2 separate regions of the Mus musculus genome follow, and region 2 is linked to region 1. A link is a loop called in an ENCODE intact Hi-C map of the cell type or tissue named here. Cell type or tissue: heart. All regions are shown on one strand. Each heading gives the region's core, and the rest is flanking DNA. Links, peaks and the distances in the headings are about the cores only.

Region 1 (5,372 bases), core at 188-5,187:
GCTATTTTTTTCCTGCTGACTTTTCACCAGGGGTATGGCAGCCAAACAGAGCTGGTGTCACAGGCTTGACGGGTGTCAAACCTTGTGTGTGAAGAACGTCCCCGTTATCCTGTCTCCCGCATCCCCCAAACACTTATCTCATTATTGAAGCAGGGGGGGCAGGAGAACCAGGAGGGGAGGCAGGCATCTCAGGAGTGTTTATTCTCTTCAGGAGCGAGGCTTTCTCCTAATTAGTAGGTGATTCTGTGAGATGGAGCCCAGGTGGGGAATGAACGTGGGGTCTGGAGTGGTGCTCCAGCCGTCCCTGATTACCCAAATCCCCAGCTGGGGTGAGGACCCCTCATGTGGGGTGGGAAAGCGGGGGAATATTAGTTTCCGATACAACGAGAGACAAGAGAATAATTCTACGAGGCCGTGTAGAACAAGCAGAGAGAGAAAAGCTCTTTGAGTGCAACAAGGAGCGGGGTTTTAAAATTTCATTTGCACAGCGGCAGGTCTTGCCAATTGGATCCTTTCCAGAAAGCAATCTGCTAAGTCTGACAGTCGGAAGAAATGCCGGGCTGCTGAGCGAGGAGAGGCTGTTTTTTTTTTTTTTTTAAGGGTTTATTTTTCATCCAGGTCCTTTGTGAGCAATGGCTTTTTTTTTTTTTATTCCATTTTAAAAGAAAAAGACACGCAGCGATCCTCTTTGTGAGGCGGGAAAGGGCTTCCCTGACCATCTGGGCCTCAGAGGGACTCGGGGAGAGGCGGCCTTTTGTGTTGGGGCATTCAATGCCCGTGCGACCGCCGTTTATCTTTGCTGCCACTCACACCAGGCTGGCCTCGCTGCCGGCTGGCCGGGGGCACACGAAGCAGCTTGGAGCAGTCCTCTAGGTCCTTATCTGTGTCACGGGCAGGAGGTCGGGGGCTAGGGAGGGGGGCTCTCTGAGCCCACCCAGAGGTCCATTGTGTTGGCCGCTCAAAGCTACAGATCAGCTCCGCAGACATCTCTGCCCAGCCCTATTCTTCAGAGCATAGTGCTCTCTCTCTCTCTCTCTCTCTCTCTCTCTCTCTCTTTCTCTCTCTCTCTAACTTGAATCCATTCCTCATTCCTTTTCTGCCAGCAGAACCGGAGACTTTAGGGTAAATATGGATTCTAAGCTGAGGTCAGCTATTAGGAGAGCATTTCTGCACATGTGCATGTACACACACACACGCACACACATACACACACACACACACACACACACACACTCCCAGCCTTGTCTGTCAGCCAGGCTCTAAAGCCTGAGCAATCTTTTTATAGAAATGCTGAGGTGACGAGGTTGTCTTGCAGTGGTGGGTCCTTGCCCAAACAAGTACTAGGGATAATGGTTTGGGCTTCAGAACGTTGCACTCTGGCAATGCTGGGCAAGGGTATGCCTCCCTCTGTGCCCCCCCCGCCCCCGCCCCCGCCCCTGCCTCGAGAGCACAGAAGGCTGTTTTGGAGGCAGACTAGACAGTGAGGGTATTTTAACCATGAAAGGGGATGGGGCTACTTATAGGCTCATTTGGAGTGTTGCTTTTACAGACTAGGGAGGACACTATCATCTATGGCCTTTGGTCTTCCCCCCAAACCCTGAGATATAGGCAGGTTGCACATCCATCCCATGTCCTTGATGAGTAAACTGAGGCAGAGAGGAGTCTTGCCAGTCTGATTATTCAGTAGGAAAATATGACACAAGTGTGAAGTCCACTGTATTTCTATTTCAGTCCACACAATTCCAGGTAATGTGATTTATGTCTTTGCGCATAGCAATTTACAATCTCCAAATGTGATGGTTTAAAACAAAAGTGACCAATGCGTGGTCACCAAACCTTGTTGAGATGGGTTAAGTAGCTTTGTACCAAAAGAGCAAGGCCTTGAGATCTCATGTCTCCTGGTGGTGATGGCTCCTTATGACTTCATGAGGCTAAGCTAGATGGAAGACAGGACTGTTAGCATGAGGCTGGAATGGTGGGGGGTGAAGTAGCCTTTTCTTTTTTGCTGCCATGATGCTATAGCAATAAAGGTAAAGATGGGTGGACAGCGCGAGAGTGGAGGGGCACTCAACACCAGGAGTCTCAGTTTTGTGAGCCATGGGTCTTAGAAGACCGGGCCATCTAAGCCAGTCTCCGCCAAGACATGGGCCTCTGTCAGAAGCTTTTGGATTGGGACAGATAGCCAACTTGTGGCTGTCCTATACACCAAAGAGTGAGGTATTGTGAGCCAGCAGGGGTATGGAGTCTAGCTCAGGAAGGGCTTTGGGACTGGGATTTGGATCACTAATCCTACCAGTATCTGCAATGTTGAAATGCTCCTCCATCTTTGCCCCCAGGTACCTATGTCCTCCAACTGGTCTGCCTGACACAACTGGAAAATCCCAAGTCTCGGCTCCTATTGAATGGCCGCAGTCCAGGCTGTCCCAGTTGTTAAATATTTTGAATGTTACTGCTGTGGAGTCCTGTGGCTCTCTCCCTCAACCAGTGTGGGCTTTTGTTCCCACCCATCCAAGGCCTCTGAGCTCAGAAATGCCAACCTCTCAGCGAATTCGGGTTAAGCCGGCCTCGCTGCGTTCTGTGAGCTGCGCTGCCGGGAGGATAATAGCATCTCCCAGGATGTTAGGAAAGCAGCCCCTGTTGATTTTCCAGCCCTTGAATAGCGGCTTCGTGGCAAACGTTTCTGATTTGTGCCGCAGCTCTCCCCTAGCCCCGGCCCCCGAGAGGCCGGTGTAATGCTTCTTTTCATGTGGCAGGATCGGATATGACCAGCGTGGGTTCTGTCAGATATTACGAGTGGTTATTACCGAGGCAGCCCAGCTGCCGTGCGGGGCTCGGCCCTCGCTTGGGGTCTGGCGAGGCGCGGCTGTCGTATCTGAATTTCTTCATCTACAAGATCTGAATCCAATCTAGTCGCTGGGAGTCTGTTTGTGTAGCAGTGGGGAGGGGGGAGGTGAGAGAGCTGGGGTGGGGTGTCCCACGTGAGGTCGCTCATCCGGGAGGCTTTGCTCATTAATGAAATCTCCAATGTGTTGGCTGGGAGAGTCCCCCCCCCCCCCCCCGGCTGACCCTGAACAGCTGATGGGGACATCGGAGAGTGTTGGGATGCCAAATGGTGACAGTTTGGATCTGCACCAACAGGAACAGGGTCTTTTCCACTCTGATTGCCTCCAGTTCAAATGAGATTGGGCTTATTTGATTCAGGTGGATCTGTGGAACAAAGAGAGAGAGAGAGAGAGAGAGAGAGAGAGAGAGAGAGAGAGAGAGAGAGAGAGAGAGAGAGAGAGAGAACCTTCTTCAGAGCTACACAGTGTGTGTGTGTGTGTGTGTGTGTGTGTGTGTGTGTGTGTGTGTTGGACCATCATCTGTGAATCCACAGTTATAGAATGTGCAGGGCTGCGTGGGTTTTTAAAGCTTTATTTGAATCCTGATGCTCTATAGACAGGCCAATTATTTCTCCCCTGGGGAATGCAGGCCCAGAGCCCGGTGCCCCACCCCTCCTGAGGGTGTGTGTGGAGCAGAGCTTTGTATGGTAAAGAGGGGTAGGGAGGAATGTAGCTTGCTGCACGTCGTGCTAAGGGGTGGGGGTGTCCCTTTCACAGTGGCTCGCTGAAGTTTAGAATAGGAATGTGTGGTTCTCCCATTTTCTGGGTGAGGGAGAACTAGGGAGGGCATTTCAAAAAAATAAGGTTTCCAAACACTGTTTCGCTGTCTCAAAGCCCCTTCGAGGTCAGGAGGCATACATACTTTGAAGGAAGAATTTGGAACAATCTGGCCCTCCCTTGCTCCCCCTGACTTTGTGTCATCTTTTGAGACCCTCACAAGAATGTGAGGAGGCTGCAAGTGGACTACAGTCGGAAGGGGGAAGCACTCTCCGTAAGGTGCACCTTAGGCTTGGATCTATTTCAAGTGAAAATTGGTGGCTTTCTCTATGTCACCAGCCCCAGAGACATATCAGTGTGTCCTAACCTGATCATTTCCAATAACACGTCAATCTAAGGTGGCCACATCCCAAACACACTGTCACTGGCCTTGAGGCAACCAGACTAGGAAGAGTGAGGGGGCAGGGTTGAAGGTTTGGAGGTGCTCCTTCTTCATGGTGGGGTGTGGTGGGGGTGGTTGTTCTCCAGTGCTTTCTGGAGTCCTAGTAAAGCCAGATAGCCTGTACCACTAGCAGTGCAGAGCCTTCATGTGGGAATGATGGGAAGGGAGGTGAGGGGGGCATTTGTTTCCTTTCTGCATGCTGTGAGTCTTAGGGCTTCAGGAAAATTCAGGCAAGCAAGTCCCCTACCCCATGCTGTTAGGATGCCTTTGCTGGCTCCAATTCACTGCTTTTCTTCCAGCCTCATTTTTCATTCATTCATCTGGGATTAATCACACCCTGTGACCAATACAGAAGGGGAAGAACAGGGCACTGTCCTTGCCTCCAAGGACATAGAGGAAATGGGGGGCAGATGCTAAGGGTAGTGAGTACCATTCACAAAGCTGCCTCTAAGTGGCCTGGTCAGCTGAGGGAAAGGCAGCTAGCTTCTCTGATGGGGAATGGGGATGCAAGTGAGTGGGGGAAGTGCATCAGAAGCCGACTTTGGCACTAGGCCTTGAAGAATAAGGATTTCACAGTGGAAAATGACATTCCAGGCGTTAAGCATGAAGGAACCGTTCTGCAATGAAGAAGGGAGAGCTGCTCTAATTATAACTGACACACTGATTTAAACATTTATTCACTCCAGCCACACAAATACACACGTGCACATGCACTCGCAGCACAAACAGCAGGGTGGGGGCATTCTGGGGACCCCACCTTGAGTTGCAGCTGCAGTCAGTGTAACAGAGAAGACCTTTTCTTGACTGAATATAACATCGAATGTGACACAGTTGTCTACTACACATGCCAATGACCTGTGGTCTGTGGCTGAGGACTGGTGGCAATGCCTCTTGCTTTGTCCAAAGCTGGGGCGGGGGTGGCCAGAATCCCAGGAACACTGGTTGGAAATTAACCAGAGGGGGAGCATAGGATTCACTACTGTGAGGTGAGCGCATGAGACTGGATGGACAGATTGCTCCAGACAGGGCCTTGGACTCCAGCAGGGCTCTGCATTAGAAGTTTGCTGCCAGTGGGTGTGGATGTCACCGGGTGAAAGCAACTCTTCTTTGCAATGCCAAGAAGGAGCTCAGCTGGGCATCTTTAGCAACTGCCACCAGCAGCTAGGAGATGGCAAGGGGACTTCAGAGGTGATGCAGATACTATGGTTGTTAAGAATCTGCTGCTTGGAGTCAAAGAGGTGGCTCAGTGATACAGAGTGCCTATTGCTTTTCAGGAGGGCCCAATTTTAATTCCAAGCATTGGATGGCTTACAACTGCCCGTAACACTAGC
Region 2 (5,372 bases), core at 247-5,246, 73 kb after region 1:
GGCCTGGTTTGCATGTAGTGATTCTATGATTCTCTCTCCTAATCCACCTGTTCCTTCCTCCTTTTTTTTAAGTCTCTCTAATAGTCAACTTAAATTTCTTTGTAGAAAACTTCCTCAACTTTATGGTCTCATAATTCTTGAGAAATCTGCTTTTCTCCTATTTTTTTTTCCTTTTAGAAAACACAACATTTATTCTCTTTTAGCCAATTTGGCTTCCACAAATGTAGAATAATATAGACTTCTCTATCACGTCACAGAAAATGCCAGAACTTATGACAAATTAACTCCATTCCCTCTCACTTACCCAGCTATGCACCAGTGTTCTCCACAGTGTGTACTTACTGATACAATGAATACTCACCCAAGTCTGCTAATATATCAGCCCCATTTTGAGACTATGGGATGGCTCAGCTGGAAAAGTGTTTGCCTTAAAAGCTTGACAACCTGAACTCCATCCCTAGAACTCATATAAACTTGCCAGGCGTGGTGACCTACCTTTCTAAGCCCAGCCATGGGGAGGTGGGGACAGGACAATCCCCGAGGCTCACTGCCCAGCCAATGTTGAGTACCTGGTGAACTGCAAAAAACCCCGTTTCAAAGGAGGTAGATTTTGCTCCAGACGATGACACCTGAGATTGTCCTCTGTAACAGCTCTCCCCACACTTGCACACACACACACATACATGCGATATGTGCACACACACATACACATACAATAATTAAAATATTCCGCAGTTTTGGAAAAGTGATTCATCAGGAGGCAATTCAATCGAGGGCTGCTTACCTTGTGTGAGGCACAGCCAGGATTCTCACTCTGCCATCAGCGGCCACCCATGGCTGCATCCGCTGCTGCTGCTATCTAGTCTGTGTTTGGTTTGTTCTGACCATTCTCTGCTTCCTTTCTCACACAATCATCTGTACTGTGCCCTCCCAAGCAGTATCCCAGGGAATACAGATGAGGTTCTGCAACTCAGCAAGATTATATGACTACTCAGGGGCCAGGAAGTCCAGGCCACTGGGCAATATAAGCCGAGTGCATCACTACCAGAGGGATGAAGGGAGTGGAAAGATCCATGGCTCTCTTGCCTCTGCTCAGCCCTGACATCCTGGAGCCTGACAAAGCAACCTTCTTGGACACCCACTCAGTTGCTACCTGGTAACTTCCCTTGGAACACTGGAAGGGGGGGCAAAGGAGAGGCAACACGCCTGCAATGTAATTAACACTATAACAACTTGTTTCCCCCTTGGAGAATTACACCATTAGCTGCTTCAATTGTGCATGAAATATAAATTACATTACTCGGAGGCATCATGTCGGAGCAGACGCGATGCTAAGTGACGAGGCTCTCCAGGGTGCATCCCCCTCCCCAGCCAGCGGGTCAGAAGGAACATGGCCCCCGAGGCTGAGTGCCAGCCCGTCAGTCTGTCATCTCCTTGGCTGTTCTAACCTAGAGAACCCACTAGGAAAAATTGTTCCTGCGCTATATTGGGCTTCCTAGCATCTTTTTTTTCTATTCATTCATAGGTTCATAATTTCAGACTTTTCCTTTTCTCTTCCCCAGTTTCCCCCACCCTACACAAGCAGCAAAGAGAAGGTATTTTCTTGCTTTTTGGTATGTACATGTTTATACATGCTTGCTTATATTCTTGTGTGCAGGTCTGTGTGGGTAGCCATTATATTTATTTGTTAATTTTAAAATGACTTACCATTATTAGTGTATGTTTGTATGTGTGTGAATGTGCACACATGTGCATGCATGCTCGTGTGTGTGTGTGTGTGTGTGATGTATGAATGTGGGCATGGATGTACCACAGCATGTGCATGACGGTTAGAGGGCAGCTTATGGAGTCTGTTCTCTTCTTCCCACTTTGTAATCTCTTCCTGAAATGAAACTCAGGCCATCAGCCTTGCAGGCCATGCTCTTTACCCTCTGAACTATGTCTCCTGCTCATGAGTGCATATTTTAACAGGCCAGAGGAGTCAGTCCAGAAGATTAAATACTTGCCAGAGCAGTGTAAAGAGGATGGACAGCTTCGCCTGAGAATAGGTAGAAGCAGTCCTTTACCATTGGGTCTAAATGACTTTGAGTTTGTAGGAAATACTGCCAACCCCACCCTGACCTCCCCACCCCCATCAGACCCTCACAGCTCCCTGATTTTTACAGCATCTCTCTGGGCATGGTCATTAGCCAGCTTGAGAGCCGTGCCAAGTGTGAGCAGTGCTGGTTTGGGAGGGTGCTGGGAAATGAGATGCCTGGTTTCAGTCCATCATCCTTCTTGCAGTACATACAACAAAGGAACTTTCCAAACTCTGGTGTCTTAAGAAGGTTTCGTTGCTTTCTCTATGGAACGGGCTAATTTGGGTCTCTTTCCATTCTGGGAAAGGAAGTGGAATCAAGGATGATCAGCAGTGACCACTAATGTGACTTTTAAGGAGCTGCTACCCTTCAGTCTTTGGGTCGCTCCTCTCAACCCCTGGTGCCTGGTCCCATGGGAATATTTGAGAAGACTGCCCTTGGGTGCTGTTAGCAGCTGCTGGGAAGGCTCCGAGCCAGCTCCTCTCGCCAGAGCCCATGTTAACGGGCAGGCAGGAAGTTTGGAAAGCAAGCCTGAAGCTGCAGGAGAAATTTGGGAAAATATCGTGCAATTACCCTAATGACAGCTGTACAAATCACACAACCGCTCCTCAAATCCCCTGCCTGCGAGCAGAGCCAAAACCCACATATGGATTCAAGGAGACCTGCAGAGGGCCGCAGGGTGGGGGAGGGAGAGCCAAAGGACTCTAGGGGCTCTGCTCCTGCTGAGAAGGAGAAGGCTGCTTCCTCAAAGTCCTCTCCAGCTCTGTCCTATTCAAAGCAGCCCCTTCCTATGGAAAGTCTTCCATCTGTCTGTCTCTTCCTAGTTTCCTCCCTCCCACAATTTATCCCCCCCTTCAGCCACTCCCAGTCCCAGAGACACTGAACAGGGGCTCACAAGATAGGGTGACAGCTGGGGGCTGTTATTGTCCTGGCCTGGGAAACTTCCTCCATTCTCTAAACCCAAATATTTTCTTGGCCGAGATCAACCCTAGGACTGAGCCTGTCATTCTGCCTTTTCCCCTTTCTCAGGGAGCTGTTTGTCCTCCCACAGCCTGGTCACAGTCACCGCTAACAGGATTCCTGTTCTTATGGAGCTACCTATGCTGGGAAACTCCAGATCTGCTGGCTGGGAACAGGATGTTTCTGATTACCCATCCTGGCTGTGCTACAGACCGACTGTTCTTCAATGGTCTGATTGCAAATACAAGGTGTCTAGATAAGGTACTGGTATGCCCACTATACAGAGTGGGAAACTGAGGCTTAAGAGGCACAGAGGCACTTATGACAGCTCTGGATTCTCTATGGTTGGTATAAACTGGAGTAGGTTGTCCTTCTTGGCCTGCAGGTACTAAAGTTATGGGAGAATAGGAGACAGACAGTGCTCTGGCTTTGTGGGTCTAGAAGAGTCCGAATTACAGAGAGCAAACCCTTTGGGAAAGCAGAGTCGGGAGTGGGAAGTGTTCCTGGGGAATCCGGAACAACGTCATACAAAGCAAAGACTAGAAGAGGAAAATGCTGGCTGTAACCTCCCAAGGACGATTACTGCTTGCCTGAAGATTAGGTCACCTGGAAGGACATTAAAGGCCACTGGTCTAGTGAGGGTTCTGAAATGAACCATTTTCTCAAGACGCAGGGCCTTCTAATGGAAATCATGACAACAAGGGCTACTATTTTGAGAAAAGTTACTCAGTGGCAGGCTTGGGTCCAAATGCTTCGTGCGCACGCTCCGCTCTCCTCAGCTGAAAGGATACTTGTTATAGCTACGGCCTCGGTGGCTCGACTGCCTTGGGTTCTAATTAGAAGACCTTGGGCCAGTCGCAGGCCCTCCACCTACCTCCTGCTTTGTCTGGAGATTGAGGTTACAAATGATTTTCACCTCAAAGGATTATAGAGGTAAGTTAGGAGCGTTCTCATATGTGAAGGGCATGGGAAGGGGGTGATGTTCAAAGTGTGGGCAGTGACTGTTGTCATTGTCACTCCCAGGGTTCATTAGGAATGTGGTATCTCAGTCCCTCCCCCACATCCTGTATACTTAATAGTTCCCTGGAGGCTCAAGTGCATGCTGGAAGCCCTGGACAGTAAGAGTGCCAGGACCACGGGAAGTGCTCTCTGCTCTCTGGCTGTCATTAGTGTGATTATTATTCCATGTGATCCTGAGACAGGCTCACCACGCAGCACATCAGAGCCACTCGAAAGCCTGATTTAGTTCCTACAGCCAGGTTCCTGGGCAGGGAAAGTGAATTTGAAATCTCTTGGGGTTGCCAGTGTTAAAACTTCAGAACTGAAGTTCACAGCCCCGTGGTAAACTAGGATGGGTTAATCACTCTCAGTGGTGGTGACTTCTTGGTGCTAGTACCCTTGGTACTGAGTGGTACACTATTATTACCAGTTGCATTGTCAGACTTGTTAAGGGGCCAGAGAATGTGGCTCAGTTGGTAGAGCACTAACCTAGTATGAACAAAGCTAGAGGTTCCATCCCCAGTAGGGTGGTCATGCACTGTAGCTGCTAATCCTAGGAGGACAGAGGAAGATCAGATGGTCAAAGTCATCTTTTACAATGCAGGGAGTTTGAGAGCAGCCTGGCATATTTTGAGACTGTCTCAAAACCAAACCAATCAAAACAACTGCGGTTAGGTTGCATGTAAAATTGACCCTTACAAAGTACAGTTTGGTGGCCTTAAGTTTATCTCATGGGCACTGCAAGTGCCACCACTATGTATTATTGAAGTTTGTAATAATCACTCTTTAAGGGAAACTCCATACTAACGAGTGGTCCTTCCTCTCTGCCACCCACCCATCCTGGGCAAAATGAAACAACTTTCCATAGAATTGCATTGCGCATAAGCAGAATGGTTAATGACTTTCACTTCCTATTGTGTTTTGCTTTATTGATGACTCTGTCCTTGGGGAGCAGGGTGCACATGGCAGGATGCACATGTGCAAGTCGGAGGACAGTTTTGTAAAGTGAGTCCTTTCCTTTCACCTTTGCGTGGGTTCTGGGTTGTCAGGCTTGCAAGGCAAACACTTCTCGGCTGGACCTTAGCATCTCATTGTGAAAGGTCATCTGAATGGTAGCATGGATGCAAATTCTATTCCTTTTCATAGCTGACTAGTACTCCATTCCATAGACAGACCAGTTTTGCTCATCCATTTATTAGCTGCTGGGCATTTTAGGCTGTTATGAACAACACTACTGGAAGACCCTGCTTTCCTTTCTTTAGGTATGTGAGAGGCTGTGTTCTTTAGGTATGTGGGAGGCTGCGTTCTTTAGGTACATGGGAGGCTGCTAGATTC

What was found. Peaks named below come from ENCODE experiments on the same cell type or tissue, not always from the same donor. Only the 100,000 strongest peaks of a DNase experiment are listed, where the experiment ranks them.
Region 2: a loop joins it to region 1, with 2.2 times the contacts of the local background. A loop is called at or near these places in 4 of 42 quality-filtered maps.

The regions. Positions count from the first base shown.
Region 1 is chrX:11,489,562-11,494,933 of GRCm38, reverse strand. All of the region lies in intron 5 of Gm39496 (a long non-coding RNA gene), which reads left to right. Among named protein-coding and RNA genes, the nearest start is that of Gm39496, 33 kb to the left of the region's middle. In heart, for the core only: no CTCF peak of the experiment used is centred there; no DNase peak of the experiment used is centred there; H3K4me3 peaks cover 1,646 bases; H3K27ac peaks cover 2,994 bases; H3K27me3 peaks cover 232 bases.
Region 2 is chrX:11,416,860-11,422,231 of GRCm38, reverse strand. Gm34077 (a long non-coding RNA gene) reads left to right here and starts at 3,592. Exons shown (of 4, transcript XR_386893.2): 1 at 3,592-3,971. In heart, for the core only: no CTCF peak of the experiment used is centred there; DNase peaks (open chromatin) are centred at 2,971, 3,841 and 4,171; H3K27ac peaks cover 943 bases; H3K27me3 peaks cover 2,563 bases.